Linked DNA regions of Homo sapiens: regions 1 and 3 are each linked to region 2. A link is a loop called in an ENCODE intact Hi-C map of the cell type or tissue named here. Cell type or tissue: heart left ventricle. All regions are shown on one strand.

The links. A loop is a pair of places that touch in the nucleus more often than their neighbours do. Peaks named below come from ENCODE experiments on the same cell type or tissue, not always from the same donor. Only the 100,000 strongest peaks of a DNase experiment are listed, where the experiment ranks them.
Region 1: it touches region 2 in a loop (2.0-fold over the local background); 5 of 110 quality-filtered maps call a loop at or near these places.
Region 3: it touches region 2 in a loop (2.0-fold over the local background); 5 of 110 quality-filtered maps call a loop at or near these places.

Annotation. Positions count from the first base shown.
Region 1 is chr9:109,722,126-109,727,125 of GRCh38, forward strand. It overlaps a transcript of PALM2AKAP2 not described here. Among named protein-coding and RNA genes, the nearest start is that of PALM2AKAP2-AS1, 48 kb to the right of the region's middle. In heart left ventricle, no CTCF peak of the experiment used is centred here; no DNase peak of the experiment used is centred here.
Region 2 is chr9:109,777,898-109,782,897 of GRCh38, forward strand. It overlaps PALM2AKAP2 (PALM2 and AKAP2 fusion), which reads left to right and starts at 2,301. Exons shown (of 11, transcript NM_007203.5): 1 at 2,301-2,636. The coding sequence starts at 2,592. In heart left ventricle, CTCF peaks have their summits at 2,020 and 2,242; DNase peaks (open chromatin) are centred at 2,024, 2,324 and 3,065; H3K4me3 peaks cover 2,966 bases; H3K27ac peaks cover 2,865 bases.
Region 3 is chr9:109,650,670-109,655,669 of GRCh38, forward strand. It overlaps a transcript of PALM2AKAP2 not described here. Among named protein-coding and RNA genes, the nearest start is that of PALM2AKAP2-AS1, 120 kb to the right of the region's middle. In heart left ventricle, a CTCF peak has its summit at 2,505 (motif pointing left); no DNase peak of the experiment used is centred here.

The DNA of each region.
Region 1 (5,000 bases), 56 kb before region 2:
AACTGTCCATTTATTGGGGACTGTTAATAAATTATGATTCATCTCTACAGTGGAGTACTATGCAGCTGTTAAAAAGGAAATTATTTATATACTGATGATAATGACCTCTAAACTATACTGTAAAATGAAAACAGCTAAAATTTGTGAAAAAAGAATACACACGCATACACACATGCATATCCAATTTCTTGTAATATGCACTTAATATCCCTGGAAGCATACATAAGAAACATCAGTTTCCTCAGGAGTGGAGAGTTGGGTAACTGAGGAATAGGAGTGGGAGGGGAACTTTTCACTATAATATGCTATGGGGACTTTTGATTTTTGAGCCATGTAAATTGTTACAGATAAATATACAAATAGGAGCTAGGCGAGATGCCTCACACCTGTAATCTCAACACTTTGGTAGGCTGAGATAGGCGGGTTGCCTGAATCCAGGAGCTCAATACTAGCCTGGGCAACATGGAAAATCCCCATCTCTACAAAAAATATGAAAATTAGCCAGGCGTGGTGGCATGCACCCGTAGACCCAGCTTTTCGTGAGGCTGAGGTGGGGGGATCACTTGAACCCAGGAGGTTGAAGCCGTAGTGAGCCTTGGTTGCATCACTGCACTCCAGCCTGGTAGACAGAGTGAGACCCTGTCTCATAAATAAATAAACAAACAAAAACACTTTAAATTTTAAAATTCTTCACCTGGCATTTGAAAGCCCCTCACAATCTGCCCTTGATTATATTATCAGGCATATTTCTAGAATATCACATTTTCCCTTGCACAAGCCGTCTGCTCTGCCCACCAAGCACCTCCTGCCTCATGTGTGATTCCATTTAGGTCCTTTCAAAGCCAAGTTGCCAGGTTCTAGTTCCAATTCTACCCAACTCGCGTTTTCTGGAAACTCCGCAAAAAGCACTGTGCCTGCAGCTGCAGGCTATACTCTCAACTTAGCCTTTTCTCACTTTGTATTCCCTGGGCATGTAAAATTTGTTAGGGCAACATCCTTGATCTTAGACCCTTTTGTGGAGGGAAGGAAAATAAATGGGGTAGAAAGAGCTGACAAAAGCTTCAAACTTCTTCAGTATCTGCTTAAAGGCCCATCTCCGCTAGGAAACCAGGCCTATCCATTCAGCCATGGAGATCTCCTCCCCTGGCTCCTATAAGTCTAATTATGATGACCCATACCACCGCCCAGCACCGACCTTATGTAGCCATACATTGACATGTGTGATCATGCTGTGTCCCCCCACCAACTCAATCTATGTCTTTACCAAATATTTAATGAACACCACCATGCTACCATGTTACCAGGTAGCAAAAGATGACCGAGACCCCATTCCTGCTGACAATGGAACTCATAGGAGAATCAAATAACAATTGTACTTGAAGAAATTGTCTCTAAGATAGTGCGACATGGAATTGAGACCTCTGTGCTCTGCATGGAAGACCCGAGAGGGCTGCTAAGGGGATACTGTCCTTGACATGAGTCATGAGGATATATATGTATCACTTTTCAAGTGGAAACAAGCGGAAAAAGAAAAAGGCATTTAACAAGAAGGTGTTTCAGGAGAATTCCAACTAATTCAGTATGGCTGAAGTACACAGCACCTGCAAAAAAGCAAAGGTGGTGAGGGTGGATCCATAGGCATGAGCTAAAACAAATTCCTCCTGTGTGTAGGCTCCTTAGCAGCAGAGATTTTTGTGTGTTTATTGATGGATCCTGGGTGCTCCATAGTGCCTGGCACAGAACAGGTACTAAATATATATTTGTTGTATAGGAAAACAAATCAATGTTGGAAATGGATTAATAAATGTATGTCAGGACCAGAAGTTTGGACTTTGACCTAAAGGGTTATTGAAGGACTTTAGTCAGCTCAATGGCTAGGTCATACGTTCATTTCAGATAAGCACGTAATCAACTGGAAAACAAATGAAAGTATATAAAGGGGCTCAATGTGAAGGCTTACAGAGAACACACAGACATCATCTCTTTATACATATATGTAATGTCCAATAATAAAATAAATAGCAATAAAAATTTAAAACACCAAGTAAAATTAAAATGTGCAAGATGTACATCTTTAAAAACAATAAAACTTAATAAAAGAATAAAAAGAAGAAGACTTGACTAAATAAAGGGAAACATCATGTTCTTGGGCAGGAAGTCTCATATTGTAAAGATGTCACGCTTCCCTAAAGTAATATATAAATGTAATACAGTTTCAATTAAAATCCCAGTGAGGTTTTGTGGTACTTGACGAATAGCTTTTAAAATTCATTTATATGTACAGGTGAATGAAAACGGCCAAGAAAAACTTGAAAAACCAATAAAAATGAGAAAGGAGCTTGCTTAACCAGATCAAAAGACACCAAATAAATTTATGGTAACTAAAACAGTAAGGTACTAGAGCAGGAACACAGAAATTGAACAGAGTCAAGTATCTAAAAACAAATCTTGTGTATAGTTAGCAGTGGTGATAGCTCACATTTATTGAGAGCTTACTATGTGCCTGGCATTTTTCTAAGCATTTTGTGTTACTCATTTTATTCTCATAAAACCCTCTGAAGGGTGTCTTGTTATTATCCCCATTTTATATATGACAAAGCACACATAGATTATGCTACATGCCTATGGTTTCAGAGCTGGTGAGTGACATCCAGGCTGTCTGACTCAAAAGCCTTCATTTTCAATCACAATAAAATGGTCTTTCTGCAGGTAAAAAGCAGAGGCATTCAAAACATAAGAGACAAATTTGACTATATAAATATTTAAGGCATTGATCCTGAAAAAAACAGTGTTAAATGAAAAGCGAAAAGCTAGGAAAATATTTGCAAAGTACGGGAATTCTTACACATCAATAAAATATGAACACCTAAATAGACAAAGTAAACAATCATTATGAACAAGACAATTTATACAAGAAGAAATGCAAATGGCCAATAAACATATAAGATGCTCAATCTCAATGGCAATCAAAAAAAAGAAAATTAAAATGAGATGTCATTTTTCTCCCATCAGAATGATAAGAATTAAAGGTAGGAGCCTAGGGTTGGCAAGAACATGGTGGGAACAGTATCAAGCCAACAATATTGGAGCTTGAGGTAAAAGGAAAAATCAATAATATTGATTCTACCTTTATTTCAAATGTTGATATTTTGTTCATCATGGACTTTTCTTGCATGAATTTTGATTTAAAAATATTGTATCAAAATATTTGTTTTGATTACTGAGGTTTGTTTATAGCACGTTAAATTTTGTGTCCAAGGAAAAGTGCCTCACTCGTGTCATATTAGTCCCAACTCTGCATGGACAGTCTGCAAATATAAATCAAAATGTTTAGGTATGCTTAGCCACTACTAGCACAGCAATTCTTTTTCTAGGAATTTAACCTAAAGGAATAACTCATCAAGCACACAGAGATAAAAGTACAGAGATGCTCGTTATGGTATGACTCGTAAGAAAAAGTTGTAAACTATCATTAAGAGATTGGTTAAAGTATGATATATTTGTACGCTAGAATACTATACAGGCATTAAAAATGATGTCATAGAGGTGTGCATATTTAAAGGAAAAGATATCCGTGTTGCATTAAAGAGTACATAAAAAAGCAAGAATATGTACAATGTGTACAATAATTCCAATTATGCAACACACACATGTAACTCCAAAAAAAGTCTTAAAAAGTAATAAGTTTTTATTGGAGTGACATGAAAAAGTAGCAAAATGGAATGTCACACTTCACACAGTCTCTCATCGTGGCAGCTATTTTATTTTCTCTCACAAAACTCCCTTTTGCTAACATACCCTCTTACAATTTTTTGACATATTTCAATTTCCCCATGGTAGCACGTAGTGCCTCATATGCCTGCATTTAATCTGCCCCCATGTTTTCAATTCTATAGCTCTGCCCATCACCCAGGAGGACTAGTACCTTTAACACATTAGCCTTCTTTCCTACAAGGCAGGTGTAACAGACATTTATTTTTCTTAGGGGAACTCCTTGGCTTATGAGTCTGCCTCCCTCTATAGAAGCCAGACTCTTTTTATTCCAGCCTCCCTTTCCACTTGAGCATAGACATATGACCTGGGCTCAGTCAATCAGCTGCCCCTGCCCAAGACTTGCAATCAGAAGCTAGTGACTGAAAGCAGCAGGTGCCATGTAGAATCCAGTCTGGTTGTGGTGGTGGCAGCTGATGCCTTCAGTTTTCAGAAGCAGCAATTGCAGGGCTCCCGGTGGAGGCAACCAGTGCCCAGCATCTGCCGGGTCAGCAGAGCAGGCTCCTGTACTGCGTTCAGTGGTGGGGCTGTTGTGTTTCCTCCAGACCAGCTCTGCAGTATGACTGGGACTTCTCTGGCCATGCAGCCTCCACGCCTGGGTTGCTGACCATTCCAGAGATTCTGTGAGTGACTTCACATTCTTTAACAAATCTCTTTCCTGCTTAAATTAAATGTTTGCTTTCCATTGTTTTCAACTAAGAATCCTCACTAATACATAGTTATTTTTGGTACTGCCATATATATGTGTGTATGTGTGTAGAAATCTGATTTCAACACCCATTATAGCTTACTCTCCCAAAGAAAAACAAGTGTATAGGTTAAATCAAGTTGATATGCTTAGGGAAGCTTCATTCATCTAGAACTGTATAGTCAAATACAATAGCTACTAGGCATGCATGGCTATTCAAATTTAAATTAATTAAAAGTAAATAAAATTTAAATTCAGTTTCTCAGCAACTCTAGCCATATTTCAAGTGTTGAAAACCCACATGTGGCTATGGGTACCAAACCGGACAGTGAGATTTAGAACATTTTCATTATTGCAGAAAGTTCCATTGGACAGGACAATCTAGAGGGATCTTGAGATTTCACCAGCCCACCTCACTGAACCATCACAGAGAGTGAAAAACCACTTTGGGTTACATGCATTGCACTATCTAACCATATCGCAGAAATTTTGTGTCAACAGAGAAGTAACCTTGCTAACTAGATTAGAGTGTGTTTTACTT
Region 2 (5,000 bases):
CCGCAAAGTAGATGACACTTGGATGTGTGTCCCCAACCCCGATTCTTCTATTCAGAGTTCAGATATTTCCAACTGATCACTTCCAAAGGGTGCCCAGGCCCTTTTCCTTCTCCATCTCCCCATTCCATCACTCCTTTTAAAAATTTATTGCGGTTAAAAATACAAAACTTAAAATTTACCATTTCAACCACTTTTAAGCATATGGTTTGATGACAGTAAGTACATTCACACTGTTGTGCTCAATCATACCTTTTAAATATCTGTATAGCTGGGAGTAGAAGGACCATTTCTGGTTCAATTGTTTATTCCTGGGGCCTGCTTCTATCTCCATATCATTGGCCAAGCCTGGTGCTTAATGGTTAAGAGCATGGGCTCTGGTGAGTGTGATCTGAGTTTAAATCCCAGCTCTATAACTGTAGCTGAGTCTTTCAACCTCTCTGGTCTCATTTTCCTCATCTTAGTATTCTCTACAATCACTCTGCTGAAGCAATAACAGCTTTGTTTATTTGTGAGCAAACCCCTTTAAATAACTTGTCCTGCTGGGGCTTGTGCTGGAAATGAAGAAAAAAGGATGCATTTGAAGAAAAGGATGGGCTTAGCCAGAAAGTAGAAGTTTCTGATATATTGGAGTGGGATGTAGAATCTGGCACTGGCTTGGATTTATTAAACAATCAGCTCCACCTACACTTGTTATGAAAAAGATGGGAAAACAATCCATCAGTAAACGATTTTGGTGAGTGCTTCCATCTTTGGTCAGAGGAGTAATTGTTCATCAGTGACAGGTGAACCTCTGTGAAAATTGAAAGGGCAATTTAGTTGAAATGGAAGCATTTATTCAGGAAACAGGTGATCTGGGAAAATTTGATGTGCATTTTTTTTTTTTTTTTTGAGACAGAGTTTCACTCTTGTTGCCCAGGCTGGAGTGCAATGATGTGATCTCGGCTCACTGCAACCTCTGCCTCCCAGGTTCCAGTGATTCTCCTGCCTCGGCTTCCCAAGTAGCTGGGATTACAGGTGCCTGCCACCACGCCCGGCTAATTTTTTGTATTTTTAGTAGAGAAGGGGTTTCACCATGTTGGCCAGGCTGGTCTCGAACTCCTGACCTTAGGTGATCCACCCGCCTTGGCCTCCCAAAGTGCTGGGATTACAGGTGTGAGCCACCGCATCTGGCCTGATGTGTATATCTTTTAACATGCCTTTAAATCCTATGGCTCTAAAGAGGCCATATTAGTTATTTCAGTGTTTATTTCATTTGATGAAGAAACGTTTGCATATGAATGTTGGGAATTCTAGCAGGTCCTGCCTCAATGTGAAGAGGCATTTTTTTTTGCTTTTGGCATTGATCTCCTTTTGGACTGGGCCTGATCCACTTCTTACATCCAGTCCAGGACCTGTCACAAAAGACTCACATTAGTACCACATGGTATCCTGTTTTAGTAAAGAATAGGTGAAATATTTTAGTGAGTAGATCCTACTTTTCCTTTCAGATGCAATGAACAGAAGACCCTGAAAGGATTTCAATCCAGAATGTCACAGGATAATAAGAGCAGATGTCTGTGATGCCCTTTACAAAGCACCTTTACATACTGTCTCTCATTCGTCTCTAATGACACCTATGTGATCCTCCATTTTTTCAGATGAGGAAACTGAGGTTCAGAGTGATTAAGCGAGTTGCCTGAGATTTCACAGCTAACACATTGTGAAATCTAGTCTAGCACCCAGGACTAAAAACTCTCGGCTTCTTTTAAGGCCACATATCGCCTCACCAGAAGGGTGGCCTCTCTGGAGATATACCCTACCCTCGGCCGACTTGATATTGAGAACTTGGTCATCTTAAGCATGTGGGCCACTTGGGCAAGGCAGCCCTTCCCAAATTGTAAATGTCCCCACGTGGAGCTCAAGCGTCTGGCTTGAGCCAGAAGGTGCCCTGAACACTCGGTGGCCCCAGCCCCCACGTAACAGCACGTGCTCGGGTCCCACATTCGGTCAGACGCCCCTCTCCACTGGCATCTGCCCGGTGGAGGCGCCACTGCGCTCTGCCTCCGCCCCAGCAAGCGCGTGTCCACGCGGGCGCGCCACGCCAGCCGTGCGCCCCAGCGGCTCGCCGTGCGCCCGCGCCCCAGGTGCCCACTGGCTCGCGCGCCCTCCGTCTGCGCCTTGGAGACCCGCGGCGGCGATCGCTCGGAGCCGCCTTGGACCGCGGCCTCGGGTCCATCACACTCCAGGGGCGGAGCGAGGCACCGAGACGTCAGGGCGGAGAACTAGCGCCGGGCTAGCGCGCCCTCCCGGCGGCTGCCGGCGTCCCACGTCCTCGGCTGGCGCGGCCGGCGGCGGCGGCGACCGGGAGATGCAGTGAGCGGCGGCGCTGGGGCGCAGCCAGGCGGCCGGGAGGGCGGGGGCCAGAGGCTGAGCCCGGGCGAGCCCGCCGTGCGCACAGCTCTGCCCGCCGCCCCTGGAGCGGATCCCCAGCCGTCCCTGGGCGTTCTCCCGGGTTCTAGCAAAGCCCCCCGGGGTGCCCATCAGTTTCCTTGGGTGACTACAGCGTGTGTTTTTTCTTTCCTCTTTCCCCTGCCTGTGTGCCCTTCTCCAGGATGGCAGAGGCGGAATTGCACAAGGAAAGGCTGCAAGCCATAGCAGTAAGTCCACTTTCATTTTATTTTCTTGCTCTATTGTCTGGGGTGGAAGGGGGCCCCCGAGGGTTTCGGGGCAAGCGGCATGCCAGCACAGTAGCCGCAGGTCATATGTTCCAGGGGCTAAAACTCTGTCAGGGCTCAGCTAGGCTGCCTTTTCTTTTCTATGTCTATAGATGGAGACCCCCAAGGGCGCGCTTTGGACTGAGGATTTGAATGTGGAAGATTGGCTTAAAAAAAGATGCTTGCTGCTGGGCTTTGGGGAAGGACTAAACAGAGGCTTGGGGTGGGGGGACGACTCCAGGAATATTATGACCGAATGCTCAGGCATACGTTGGCTTCATAGCCTGGAGAACCAAGAGAAGGGTGACCTGAACGGTGGCTGCCATCCTCTCTGCGGAAGCTGTCCTCCTGTTAAGTGGAAAACCAGGAGTCAGCGACTCAGCCAGCCACGCGGTAGAACCTCCTCCCAGAAACCGGGAATGTTAGTTTTCCCTTCTCTGTTTGATATTGACAAGGGCACTGGCACAAGCCACCACCCTGGAGGTCTGGGGACTTCATACAACTGGGTCCTGGTTATAATATTCCATGAGAGCCTCCTTCTTATGGTGTGGAGTATCTGAAAACCTATTTTCAGCCTACAAAGGAGTAGTCAGTTTTGGCAAAGTTCGTAGGCACTTTCAGAAAAGTGTACCCATGTGCATCTTGGGTTTAAAAAAGAACTCTCTGAGACTGCCTAGATTTGAGCAATCTTAACACAGTGTTGCCAATGATCCACAGATGTGGTATTTTTACTGGAGCCACCACAGCTGGATTATATATTTCCTTCGAGGATGAGGGAATGATTACTGCTGCCGTATGAAATAGTAACAATTAAAAAAGAAGGTCCGTTAACATATTGGCATAAAAGAATCTCCAGACATTCTTCCACCTAAATACATTTGTGTTTTTCAGTTCGGAAGTTCTCTGGAAACACATATAAATTTGTTGGAGAAATAGTGTGTAATGTTTTGGAACCAAAGTATATTAAAGCGTTTTCCAAAACCTTTTTGGACAGATTCTTCATTGGGAAAATGCACACAGACCCTTCCTTTTTTAGAAGCATTTGACATGGTCTCCAAGGCTCTGAGACCCTCTTTCTCAAACGCCTCAAATCTGAAATGTCTTGGAGACTTCACCACTGAAGTGAGAGAGATGTTTGCTGGCAATATTGAAATGCCATGGTTTGCCTATTAGGTAATCTTTGAACGTGGTGCTCTGAACTCAGAAAGGTTGTTTTTTTCTTCTTTCTCTTTCCCCCTGTGCATGTGTATTTTGATGGTTTGTGAAGTTATTTGTGGTTTCTAAAGTTGGTGGCAAGGCAGCATGGCCAGTGTGTCATGAACTTGATAAGAATGGTGATATTGAGTTAATGGTGCCATGTAGCTGGTGGGTGTTTTGTGTGAACTGGATAATAGGCTGCTTTAACTGTTGATGCAGTGGCTGTTCCCATTGGCTGCTGCTGAAGGCTTCCAACAGTTGTCACATTTTCTGCCTTTGCACAACCAGCTTTACTGGATGCCTGAGGAACAGCTGAACTCCATGAAAGGACTTGCTTTCCAAACATGGAGCCAGTAGCTGCTAACACTGGGGTACCCTTTTCCAAGTGCGGTTGAGTAATCCCAGCAGAGGCCAAGTCGATTTTCCAAGAAAGATCTAGGCAAATCTTTGGGAATTCTCTTGAGCATATAAGAATACACACAAATACTCACTTGTGCCTCTTCAGTTATTGAAGAATTGAGTTTGTCCTGTGTATCTGGGGAGCTGTTGATTATTCTCATGAATGTGCACCTAATACAGTCTGCCCTCCCTATTCATGGGTTCCATATCCACGCCTTCAGTCAATCTTGGATTGAAACTATTGGAAAAAATAATAGATAGCTGAGTCTGTACTGAACATGTACAGACTTTTTCTTGTCACCATTCCCTAAATAATACAGTATAATCAACTGTTTACGTCGCATTTACAGTGTATTAGGTATTATAAATAATCTGAAAATGATTAATGTATGTGGGAGGATGTGAGTAGGTTATATGCAAATACCATGCTATTTTATAGGGACTTGAGCATCCTTTGATTTTGGTATCCAAGGGGGTCCTGAAACCAATTCTCTGAGGATACTGAGGGATGACTGTATGATGTTGTCAGGACAGATTTGCTAACAGCGTGTGTTTGTTTGTGTGTGTGTGTGTGTGTGTGTGTGTGTGTGTATGTGTGTGTGAGAGAGAGAGCCAATTAAGAGACAGAGGGAGTTGGGTGGGGGGACTTATGGCCACATCGGTAAATGGTTTTATGCTATGCTTTGGTCTAGTGCCTACTCTTCTGAATTC
Region 3 (5,000 bases), 130 kb before region 2:
CCCACTTCAGCATCCCAAAGTGCTGGGATTATAGAGGTGAGCCACCATACCTAGCCTCACAGTAGACACAATTTTCCTTCCAATTTTTCCTTCTTTTAGTTCATTTCAGCGGCTTTGAGGGAAGCACAGAGAAGACTTTACCATATCTTTGAGTTAATGAATCAATGAATCTTGTGTTTCTACGAAAATAATATTAGTAACTACCAAATGTCATTGTTATTAACAAATCTGTTGTTATTATATATCTTTATTCTCTCTCAATTCTTAGGAATGTGTATGGCAAAAAAAGAGTTCATGAATGAGATTATAAATACTTTGCAGTAGAAGTATTTTGGAAAGGGTGTATCTGGTGATGTTCTCCATCTCATCCTTCAAATCCATTTTCTACCCTTCCCTGCCTATGTGCCTCATGAGGCTGTGCTTTGTGCCCTGTGAGGCTGACCTCTATGGACTCCCTCAGCTTGCCTCTCTTACTCTTTGACTTCCTGTTGAGTTGGCTCAATGGAAGGCACCAGCAGGAGAACCATGGATGAGAGAAAATTGAGGTCAGTGTACGGTTTAATCTATGGTTTCTCTTCCTACAGGGCAGTGGGTTGGCCAGGGCATCTTTCCTCTTCTGAAGGCCACAGCAGCCCTTCCTACTGCTACAGCTACAGCTCTCTCCCACTGCTGGTAGCCACTTCCTTCCTTTGCTCCTCTGGGACTTGATGTGGCGATGGCTCCCTTATCACTTTGTTAGCCCCTGGGTGCTTCACCATTGCTGTGGGTTACTGTCAGCTCTGCCTTTGCCTTTGTAAAGCAGTCTCTTTATTAAGATTATTTCAATTATCCAGTTGGAGTATGCCATCTGCTTCCAGCTGGGATCCTAGCTCACACAGCATGTGAGGATAGAAGCACTGAAAGTCTTATGAGAACCCTTCTTATTGCCGGGATGGAATCTGGTGATTTCTGTTTGTTCATACATTCTGGTCATTGGACCTCAAGGTTCCAATATAGGGAAGAGATATTGAGTGTTGTTATGTGCACACTCAAATATTTAAGAAGGAGACACTCCTATTCCACAGATATCAAAGTGCTCATTTACTTCCCACTGAAAGATGTCATTTTCTTATATATAACTTATAATAAAAATTCCCCAAATTTGATGCCTTAGAGGGAAGACCAATCTCAGTTATGAGTAGGCTTAATCAAAATTTTATTTTATTTAAAGAAATGAAATCTCATTTCTCTTCATTATAGGAAGGAACATTCCTGGTCGAAATTCTGTTTTTGTAAATAGGTCTTTATAGTATTTGATGTGCTATTTAAAAATGTGATAATTTAACCTATTAATAGTACATAAATGGATGCTACCTAAATTACTGCCAAGTCAATTAAGTCTATACCATCATGTGTAATCTTTTTCACAGATAGTACAAAAGCATAAAATATAGTGTAATGAAAATGTGTGTTTCACAAGTTCTGAATAAATGGGTTATAAATTAAATATATCACAATCCACTGACTTTTATATAGTATTTTGATATAGTTTGGATATTTGTCCTCCCACCCAGATCTCATGTTGAAATGTGATCCCCAGTGTTGGCAGTGGGGCCTAGTGAGAAGTGTTTGAGTCATGAGGGTGGATCCCTCATGAATGGCTTGGTACCTTCCCTGAAGTAATAAATTAGCTCATGCAAGAGCTGACTGTTTAACAGAGCCTGGCACCTCCTCCCCTCTCTCTTGCCATGTGACACTCCTGCTCCCCTTCACCTTCTGCCGTGAGTGGAAGCTTCCTGAGGCCTCACCAGAAGCAGATGCTGGTGTTATGCTTCTTGAACAGTCTGCAGAACTGTGAGCCAAATAAATCTGTTTTCCTTATAAATTACCTAGTCTCCAGTATTTCTTTATAGCAATGCAAAAACAGACTAATACATATCTCATACTTGAAAAGTCAGTTGTTGTTTAGACTGCTTGCCCTACTTTTAATACTTCAATTTCTCTGTCAATCATGTTTATTTATTAATTCATTCAACTCATAATTATTAAGTACCTGGTATGTGCCAGACACTTTTATGGGTATCTGTGGTACAAATAGGAGTAAGACATTGTCTTTGCCTTCATAGGGGTCACAATCTAATGAGAAACATAGTTGGTCAGGTAATTATAATAAAACATGGCAAGTGTTTATTCAAAGGAAAGGTTTGATGGAATACTATCTGTCAGAGGCACATAGCCTTGGGGCAGGAGCCTAAATGAATTTTAGGAGTCCAGGGATTCTAAGATGAGGTCAAAATCCAAGCCTATTTCATAGCCCTTGAAATTAATTTAGCATAAAAAAATCTTTAATGTTTGGACTAGTCATCTTACAACTGGTTAAGTCATTTACTTAAAAAATTAGCAACCCAAATCCTGTATTAAAACTAGTTTGAATAACCGACTTAACCTTCAACTCTTTTAGTTTGCACTATGACTAATGCTGCCTCCGTGATCATGGGTGAGGCAGCATTGTGGAGAATGCCTGCCCCCTTGAGGAATCAGAAACTCAGCTTTCAGATGATGGTGCAAAGTGGGATCACAAACAAAATGAAACAAAAAACAAAGAACAAAAAGGAAACAACACAAAAACCAAAACAGAACAAACAAAACGATATGAAGATTTGGTGGGCACTGCTAAACCCTTTGTAGATACTTGGTTTTAGTCACGTTTGCTGAGATCACATCGAAAGCCTCTGAACCTCTGAAAGGCATTAAAAGTTGTCCCACTGCACCTATGAGCCATCCAGAGAAACGTTAAATAAGTTGGTCCAGAAACACTTTTGAAGTCCTCCATCCTTTCAATACTTTTCTTACTTCTTTGCTTCTGAGCGGGAGGTGCAGCATTTAAAATCAAAGACATTAATAATAAGGTCTCATTTCCTAAGACAGCATCTTTCCCACTGCAATGTGCATATGAATCATTTGGGGTCATGTTGAAAAGCAGATCCTGATTCTGTAGATAGGGGGTGTAGTTGGGGGGTTCCTGTGTTCCCAACAAGCTTCCCAGGAGGTGATGCTGATGCTGCTGGTCTGCAGACCACACTCTGAGTAGCAACATTCTCAGTGCAAATATAGAGCACAGGGCTTTATATAACACAAGATGTGGGTGTGGGGTTCCTCATCCTTTTACATTTCCCATCCTAAGACAATCTCATAGTAGGCGAGTCTGATGATGAATTGGAGTTCAACAATCTGTGTGTGGAACAAGTAAACACACAGAGCAAAACCTGGCTCTTCATTTTAATTGGCACAACTTAGCAGTTACATGTGGATAGGCAAAGTCTCTATTTTTTGGGAAATCAGAATGGGGTAGGGGTTAGCCAATAAGTGTATATGAGATAGATAAATGCAATCTTATCTTTTAAAATATGATTTGAAAATTTTGTGGTCATAAATAATTTATATCCTAAAAATATTCTTCTTTGGTCAGTCCTTTAATATTTTAAAAGTAGTGAATCTAATTGTTTATGGCCTCATGTGGCTGTAAGCCATAATATCTTGGTATAAATCTCTAGTTATGATTATATGGATATAATATGAATATGATGTGTTAGGCCCAAGAAGCTCGTGGTATTCCATTTTCTGAACAAGATCAATAAACTCTGGGATCCTTACTATTAAAAGCAAGGGAAAAGCAACTTGTTTTGTAAAAGATAATTCAAACATGTTAGTAAGTTGTGTTTTCATTTATGTGAGATGAGAATTATCTCCAAAACTCTTTCATTGTAATGGGAGCTAAGCTTTATAAAGACAATGCATATTTGTTAATTAGACTGCACAGAACAAGGTTCAGTTATGGATTCTTGATTGCTTGGTAAAATGATGGCTCTTCAAACCTAATTACATTTGGGTGAGCTAAAGCACAGTTCTGAAGGACTCAATATGTTCACTCCCAGCCTTCATCAGCTGTACAATTTGCTTTCCTGTTAGTTTTACTTTAGATCTTGAAATTAAAAGCATTTTGTTATATCAGGATGGTGTGTCTATGACTTCAGTGCAAGTAGAGGAGGAGTGTTCTACCCTGGAATAACACAAATTAGAGGTGCCTGTATGTATGTGTATGGTGTGTGTGTGTGTGTGTGTGTGTGTGTATATGTATTAAACTTCATGCTTTTTAAAGCCTCCTTCTAAAATGCCATCTTTCAGATGTGCCTATCTGTGTCTTATTTTGGTAGTTTTTCTTTTCTTTCCCCATTCAACCGTCTCTTGGGAATTAGAAAAGGATTCCTAAGATCAAAATCCCCAATTTTCTGGAAAAGCTTTGGCACTTGTTACTCTCTCCCCACATTTTCCTGCTTCCTAAGATTGGTCAAGGGCAGGGGCCGGGCGCGGTGGCTCACGCCTGTAATCCCAGCACTTTGGGAGGCCGAGGCAGGTGGATCACGAGGTCAGGAGATTGAGACCATCCTGGCTGATGGTCTCAGGGTTTCACCATGTCTCTACTAAAAGTACAAAAAAATTAGCCGGGTGTGGTGGCGGGCGCCTGTAGTCCCAGCTACTCGGGAGGCTGAGGCAGGAGAATGGCATGAACCTGGGAGGTGGAGCTTGCACCGCGTGAGCCGAGATCGGCCACTGCACTCCAGGCTGGGCGACAGAGCGAGACTCGGTCTCAAAAAAAAAAAAAAAAAAAAGATTGCTCAAGGGCAGCCATAGGCCCTCTGGGTGACAAGGAACAGAGATTTATATAGTCCATCTTACAAAATATGGATAAAGGGTCTCTTTCTCTCTATATATATGTATTTTGTGTGTGTGGTAAAATATACATAGCATAAAATTTACCATTGTAACCATTTATAAGTGCATAATTCAGTGGCATTAAGTACATTAACCATGTTGTGCAATCATCACCATTTCCAGAACTTTTTCATCATCCCAGACTGAAACTCTCTACCCATAAAACATCATCTCCCTATTCTCCCCACCCCCTACCCCCCATTCTACTTTTGGTTTCTGTGAAACTGCCTACTCTAGGTGCCCCATAT